Regions from separate parts of the Homo sapiens genome. Here region 1 is linked to region 2. Evidence: chromatin contacts called from ENCODE Hi-C or POLR2A ChIA-PET data. All regions are on one chromosome and are shown on one strand. The core of a region is the stretch at or near the end of the contact, and the rest is flanking DNA. Distances in the headings are between cores, read along the strand shown.

Evidence for each region. A loop is a pair of places that touch in the nucleus more often than their neighbours do. ChIA-PET counts read pairs that join two places held with the same protein, here RNA polymerase II (POLR2A).
Region 1: a map of PC-3 shows a loop between it and region 2 (4-fold over the local background). The contact joins two enhancer-like sites. A Hi-C loop is called at or near these places in 2 of 168 maps with a recorded cell type or tissue (PC-3 and prostate gland). POLR2A ChIA-PET finds 5 or more read pairs at or near these places in 6 of 52 experiments (AG04450, CD4-positive, alpha-beta T cell, HCT116 and 3 more).

The regions. Positions count from the first base shown.
Region 1 is chr17:66,565,105-66,569,035 of GRCh38, forward strand. The region is part of intron 3 of PRKCA (protein kinase C alpha); the gene reads left to right. Among named protein-coding and RNA genes, the nearest start is that of PRKCA-AS1, 150 kb to the left of the region's middle. Within about 2 kb of position 2,632, at least 5 of the 41 ENCODE cell types and tissues checked have a DNase peak (open chromatin) inside an H3K27ac peak, as active enhancers do; they include PC-3, where a contact is called at or near this core.
Region 2 is chr17:66,521,854-66,525,479 of GRCh38, forward strand. The region is part of intron 3 of PRKCA (protein kinase C alpha); the gene reads left to right. Among named protein-coding and RNA genes, the nearest start is that of PRKCA-AS1, 110 kb to the left of the region's middle. Within about 2 kb of position 1,263, at least 6 of the 41 ENCODE cell types and tissues checked have a DNase peak (open chromatin) inside an H3K27ac peak, as active enhancers do; they include PC-3, where a contact is called at or near this core.

The DNA.
Region 1 (3,931 bases), core at 1,382-3,881, 45 kb after region 2:
CTTTTGGCAGTTCCTTACCCGTTAAGCCTTGGTTTCCTAACCGTAAAATGGGACTAAGTAATTCCTCTCATAGAGTGCTGCTTGTGCAACATGGGGTCAGAATGAGTACTCAGGAAGTGATTCCCACTCAGCCCGCATCCCTTCCTGGAGCACTGCAGTTTTGGGATTCTTGTCTCCAGCCCAGCTCTTACAGCCCCTGAGAGCATGCTGAGCAGGGGAAAGCTGCTCTAAAGTTCAATTTGCATTGTACCTTCTCCATTTACATTTCTTGACCTTTTGCTTTCTCATCCAGCAATCCCCAGCAGGGTGTCTGTGTTCTAAGGCACCCACCTAGCCTCTTTCTGAATTTTAATCCCAGCTCTGGCTAAAAGCCTGAAAGCAAAATATGAATCGTAGCTCCACAATTATAACGTGGGACTTTCTTTATAAAATGAAGTTGCTCTAGCAGAAAGCCAGGGCTACAAATCAGTAGCGGCTTCAGGATGCATGGCCTCTTTCTGGCATAGGAGGCCCCTTTTTCTTCTCAGTCGCGGTGTTTCTTCCAACATCTATGCATGTTGAAGTCTGGAGAAGGCTGATGCTGAGAGATATGTACTAATGAAATGCACAGGTGTTATCTTTTTCTGTTCCAAGTCCCTGTGTGCCCTCCTGTCTTGGTGGGTGGCATGGCAGGACATAGAAACACTTGGAACCTGTTTACTATTTTCCAAAAAGGCCTTGCCTGTAGCCCATTGATCTACCCACTATGTATATTCATTTTAATGCTGTTTTTGAGTCCGTTGACTACCCCGGGAAATCAAAGTTGACTACCACAGCCCTAGTCCTCAAGTGTCTTGCCTGCAATGAGGTTACCTGGCCTATTAGAATTAAGGACTAAAATGCAGGAGCTGGGGTCACACCTGCCAGCTGTTTGTGAGCCCTGAAGATGTTGGGGATTTAAATTTTAGATAGATCATTGTAGCTGCAAGGGGTAGGACGGATAGGTGGGGTATCCAGAGTCCTTGGATACCTTGTCTTCCTGGACCCTCTCTCAGCACCCTTGGGCTAAGATGCACTCTTGAACACATTTCCTCTATGGCCCCTTTCAGATCTGCTGATGATACCTGGATTCCTTCTTTCAGAGTGACCCAGCCCCATCCCAGGGAACGGGCAGATGGGCTCTGTTGCCCATCTCAAAGTTCCCTTACTTTTTTTCTTTTGAGGTTTTATCAGTCCAGAAGTGGAAAGAAGATGGATGCCATTAGCTTTAGAAATATTTTTTATGTTTTAGGGAGAAAGAAGCAGAGAATATACTTTTAGATGAGCACACTTTAAAATACCAGTAAGACAGACTTGTTGGAAGACAGGCATTGTGAAGAACTGTTGTTGTTTTTTGGTTTTTTTTTTTTTTTTTTTTTTGCAACAGCTTTCCCCACTTTGGGAAATGAGAACTTATGCCCTCCTGAATGTTGTATTTGATGGGACTTAGATCCATGGGGGAATTTTATTTTATTTTTTAGGAAAAGGTAACCTACTAAGTATAGTTATATCCTTCTAGCATGAAATATAATCATTTATTAGACCAGAACTGTTTGTTAATTCAGCAGTGTGTCTTGAAAAAGAGCCACCCTCAAATTTAAAGTAGAAATAGATTCTTCATTCTACACCTTTTTGACATCAGATTTGCTTTCCTGGTCTCAGTGCAGGTGCCCCTACTGTTTGGTGTTTGGGACACAGCCTCCGAGTAAGTCCAAGGAGAGCTTGGGGTTAGGCAGTATAGGCCATGAGCCCCTTGCCAGCCTCCCAGGGACTTTGAGAGGAGCTGTTTGGGGCAAGATGCTTAATGAAAGGATGTTTTGTAATTTAGAGAGAAAAAAGAAATTTATCCCATAGATAACTAAACCCTCAATGGGAATATTAGAAAATACAATTGTCACATTATGTAATATTTGTACATTTTCCACTGCAAGTAAGAATGCGTCCTTTCCTTAATTTTAAAATATGGAAAAGGTCGACCTTTCTGCTACCGTAAGGAAAATCAAGGGAAAGGGAGGTTTTATACATGATATGGGGAACTTGGTATAATTATTTAGCTCAGTATGAAATTCTGCCACAGGAATATAAGGTAATTAATTTCTCTAAGTATGAAATGCAATCTTGAAAAACTAGGAAACAGGTGCCGAGGTGACAAGATAGGAAGAGAAGCTGAGTGTTGTGCAGTGGCACCGAACAACTTCTGGAACATTCCAGAGCGTGGCTTTGTAGCTGGAGAGAGCCTCCTGGCTTCTGTGTGGCGACCGAGACTGACCCCTGCTGGCAGATTGTTGCTAAGCCGTGGCTGTTAATGAAGCAGGGCAATAAGGCCCTTAAGCAGGAGATCCTGCCAGGCCACAGGCAGGTCTGTCTCCGAGGCTATGCCTTGTACCAGCCCTTGATGCTGTTGCCTGAATTCCCAGTGGGAAGAAAAATGGACCCAGCAGTTTTTAGTGTTTTGGTCTCAGTTTCCACCATCTCTCCCCTTTCCCAGTCTGGGATGTCAGTGTTTGCTCTCTCCTCCCTACCCTCTGTTACCTCAAGATTTCATGGAAATAAAAAGCCCTGCTAACATCACAAAGAGGCTGAAAATTCCAGATCCACCTCGGAGCCAGACACTTGAGAAATTTGATGCCAAGGTAACCTGCGTTTGGGAAAACATCCTTATTAGGTTTATTTAAGAACGATTTGAAAAATTCCTATAAGTGAAAATCAGATGGGAAGAAGTCCAAAAATCTGATTCATGCCATGACTGTGATACAACCAAGATCTTCGTGAGCCAGTGGATGGGGAAGAGAGATAATGTACAATATTTCTATGTGTTTCCTGGAAAAATTCTTAAACGGATTATAAAAAGCACTAAGTGTAAAGGAAAATGTTAATACATTGGACTGCATTAAATAATAGACCAGCAGAGGTCTGGCGTGGTGACTCATGCCTGTAATCCCAGAACTTTGGGAGGCTGAGGCAGGCAGATCACTTGAGGTCAGTAGTTCGAGACTGGCCTGGCCAACACGATGAAACCCCATCTCTAGTAAAATTATAAAATTAGCTGGGCATGGTGGCACACACCTGTAATCCCAGCTGCTAGGGAGGCTGAAGCATGAGAATCACTTGAACCCCAAAGGCAGAGGTTGCAGTGAGCTGAGATGGCACCACTGCACTCCAGCCTAGACGACAGAATAAGACTCTGTCTCAAAAAACCCCCAAAAAATAGATGTGCAGAGTCTTTATTTGTGGTAGAGGTTAGTGTTTTCCCCACTACATTTTCCACCAGCTTGTTCTGGGAGCTGCTTTTGGGTGCTGGTGAGGAGTAATTCGTGGTTTAGGAAGCTTGAGTGCGGGTGCTGGGTCCTCTGCTTGTTGCTCAGCAGGGTACTGGAGGCCAGGAAGGCTGGCGCTGCAGAAATCTGTCTTCAGTGCACTTACTGCTGTTGCCATGGACAGCTCATTCGTATAGCTGGTGTGGAGCTAATGAAGTAGGGATGTTTTTAAAATGAAATTTTAAAAATGGGGTTTGAGAAGTACATAAACAGTTCATTGTGGCATAAAATGACATTATAATCATTTAATTTTGAGATGATTTAAAAATCATTTCCTCATGTTCCATGTTCTACAGCTTACCAGTCAGGAAAAAGGATAATTTTGTGGGACTCAATGAAGTGATGAAATTGAGAACAAAGCCTTTCATCTTTGGACTTACACTTCCATGTTCCTAAAAGAGTTAGGCAGGGATATGTAGGTAAATCAAAGACTGGAAACGTAGGGTCTTTGGAAACTTTTTTCTGGGTCATCTTTTTAGTCTTAAAGCTAAGCCTTCAGTTGCCAAGCAGTGGTTTTTTTAATGAATGAGGCTGGTCAATAGGATATCTATATTTTAAAAACCTCAACCACAAGTAACACCCTACACAAAAACCAA
Region 2 (3,626 bases), core at 13-2,512:
GAACACTGGCTTGGGAAATAGGGACACCTGGTTTCTAGTGTTAGATAAATCTTCAGAATACAGAATGCTCTTTGAAATAACAAAATACTTGAGTGAAGGAAAGAATTGAGGAATGAACTTAAATTTAGCTCTGAAAGAATTCTTTCTTCAGTCTGTGGTTCCCTTAGCTACTATTCAATCTCTCATTTCCATCTTAGCCATATTTTAGCTTCCACCCTGTATGACAGAGACAGGGGTCTTTCTCTTGGTTTGGAGCACACATCCCTCAACATGTCCAGTAGGGAGCTCCTGGGCGACGGGTCCTGCAGGTGGATGTGGACCAGGAGCCCCGTGGGAGGAACGTGCCCCTGGGGAGAGCTGGTGGATACCCCGAATGGCAGGCCACCTGGGGCAAAGCCAGTGGAACCTGACTATGGCAGGATGAGAACACCAGTGTTTTATAATGCCCACTTTTTTTTCACTTCTTGCAGTTTCTATGTTTATTTCCTGTTAGCATTTAGTAGTATCTTTATGAGTTTATCTCAGTTATGCTAGGCAGAAAGGAGCTCTTGTCAGTTGGCAGGACCGAAAGGAGAGAATAGGCAGGGGGAAGAGGGGACAGTAATCGAAGTAGGAGCACCTTGAGCGAAGTGAAATGTGGGATGGAAATGGAAGCTCCTGTTTGTGATCTCCCAGAGAGGCTCAGTCCAGCGCCAGGTGCCGTGTGCTTGTGGAATAAAGAGACCGAATTCCTTCTGTACTGGGGGTTCATGCTGAACCCCACCTTTGTTGAAGGGGAGGAACCAGCTGCCCAAGGCAAACTAGAAGCATGCTTGCAGGAGGGAAGGTTAAGACACACAGTTTATGTGCATAGCAGTGAAAACCATAGTGTCTGTTCTGAAGTTTGGGAAAATAGTGTGAGACTGTCTAGCTGGGTCTGTCATTGGCTGATGTGTAGTATGTGTGGGTCGCTCACTAAAAAAAAAAAAAAGAAGAAGCCAGGCCCCAAAGGAAGAGGGCATTATTCATAATGAAACCTACTATGAATCCAGTGGGGTCTTGATTTCTGCTTCTTCCTGGGCTGTGCCACCAGGACTTCCTTGATAGACCTTTGGTGTCATCATGAATTCTGTTACTGATCCCGGAATAAAGATTTGGTGCCCTCCGGTTTCCAACAGTATCCAGAGATGGCCAGGGAGGATTTGGATGGGAAGGATTAAAGTTTGTATACAGGAGAGAAGACAGTACTCTCTGAAGTGTGTGTGGCCTGAGTCACCTGGTAGAGGTGGGCTTGGGTCAGGTTCTGGTCACACTGTCATTCTGGCTGCAGAAGAAGAAGCAAGATGAGTCAATCAGTGTAGGATTTCAGAGTGTGGGGCACTGACTTCCCAAATTTGGCTGCACATCTGAATCACCTGGGATACTTTCCAAAATGCATTCCCCCAGTTCCTCCCCGAAATTCAGGCAGGTCATTCTTAGGAAAAACTGGGAGTTAAAAAGCACAAACTTTGGAGTCAAATAGCACTTGGGTTGAATCTCAGCATCAACATCTTTTATTGGTTGTATGACCTTGAGCAGGGCATTTAACCTCTCCAGACCACAGTTTGTCTGTGGGCAGAAGACAAACAATCCTACTTATTTATAGAGTTTTGGGATGAATTAGATGAAATAATGCATTTAAAATGCCTAGCTCTTTGCCCAGCATATAGTAATCATTCAGTAAATATTAGCTTATGTTTAACCAAAATGTGTATGTCAGATCCCTGCTTAGTACTGTGGGAACATGCAAAAGAATTAGAAAAATCATGCTCCCTTCCCTGAATATGGCTGAGAAAAAGCGAATGCACCTGACTATTTGGTGAGTTCCGGCAGGAGGAGGGGACATTGTAATGAAGCTCAGATTGCCGGAAGATGCTGGAAGGATGCACTTTGGACCTAAGGCAGGTCCAGGGTGGTGCCTGGTGGACATGAAGAAGGCAGCAACTTTCAGAGCGAGCGTCAGAGGGGCTTGTAATGAACAGAATTGCCTTCTGATGATGTCAACATATCTAATACAAGACTCTGACTAATTACTATTTATAGTTGCTTATATTCAAAAGCTTGTTTATGCTGCAAGTAAGGCTGAAAACTGTCAGCAGGGTGTAGTGGAAAGAGCTCAGAGCTGAGTCTGAACTCCTCAATTTTTATCCCATCTGTGCTGCTGACTAGCTGGGTGACATCAGACAAGCCTCGCAACTCCCAGGCCTCAGCCTCTGCAACATATACAGGGTGTGTGTGAGTGGGAGGAGATGGGGGATTAGACAACTGCTAGGGTCTTCTGGCTCCAACATTCAACAAAAACATTTACTGCACTTCTTTCCCAAAACTTACTGTGTGCCCTGATTTTCAATTCCTGATACTCTGTAAGGGGCATTGTTCAGTGGAAGACTGTGTGTTTTGCTAATTTGTTGCTTGCGATTCAGATTCCTTTAAAGTTAGCAAAGAGCATTTTTGTTACATTGGAACAATATAGGAAGTATCCTTCATTATGCTTTCATTTGTTTTTGAGTCACAAGAAACTGTTACTGTTGTTTTGGGAGACTGATGTGGGAATGTCTTAGCACATCATTTCTCTACTCTAATTTTAAATACGGGTAGTCCCTGACTTATAAACAGTTGACTTGAGATGACCCATATGTACAGTTAGTACTATCTTAGATGTGAGAATCCAGTTCTCATCTCCTACTGCAGAGCTCTTCTGTAATTTTTCAATCAGAACACCTAGGAGATGTCTATTCTTCTCATTTCACAGATCTTCACTGCTTGCCTTTTATGGGCCAGGTTCTCTTCTGTGCCCTGGGTATCCAGCAGTGAACTAAGCAGACAAATCTCTGTGCTCACAGAGCTTAGGTTACAGTGCCATTGGCCTGGAAGGTACGCTTGCCTATTGCCCCAGGTGAGGAGGAGTCTGTGACAGGTATCTGGGTCTGTCTTCCTCTATCCAAGATCACTTCCCCCACCTCTTCCCTGCAAGGAGACTAAATCATAAAACCACAATGCCTTTTTATGTAGAAACAATAGAATATGTGACTGCTAGGTATATGTAGTATATTGCAAAGAATAGCCACAGATCCTCCCATCCTGGTTACATGTTCTCTTATAACGTGTCTTTGCCATGCTTTCAGTCAGATGTCTATTTCTCTACTCCTGTGAGTCAAGTGGCTTTGTGACTTCCTTTGACCAGCAGAATGCAGTGCAGTTGACATCATGGGAGTTCTGAGCTGAGGTATTAAGAGACCTCACATATCCCACTCCTGCTTCTTCACTCAGAACTTCTGCAGCCACAGAAGTTCTGATTACCCTCCTGGAGGATGAGAGACCACGTGGAGCAGAAATGAGTGTAAAACAAACCAGCACCATTGAGTTAGGCCATCAGGCACCTGCAGCTGCATGAGCTTTCACCAGCTTAAAGTCTCAAGATGCTCACCATCAGCATCATATTTTTTTGTTACTAATAATTGAAAGATGTAAATATTTATGAACTTAATATAGATATTAATATATTTCCTATTTGTCATGAATGAAATAGGCCCTGGAAGGTTGGCATTGGAAAATGCCTTTCACATTTTGGACCATCCACTTAGAGACACATTTTTGGAAAAGAACCA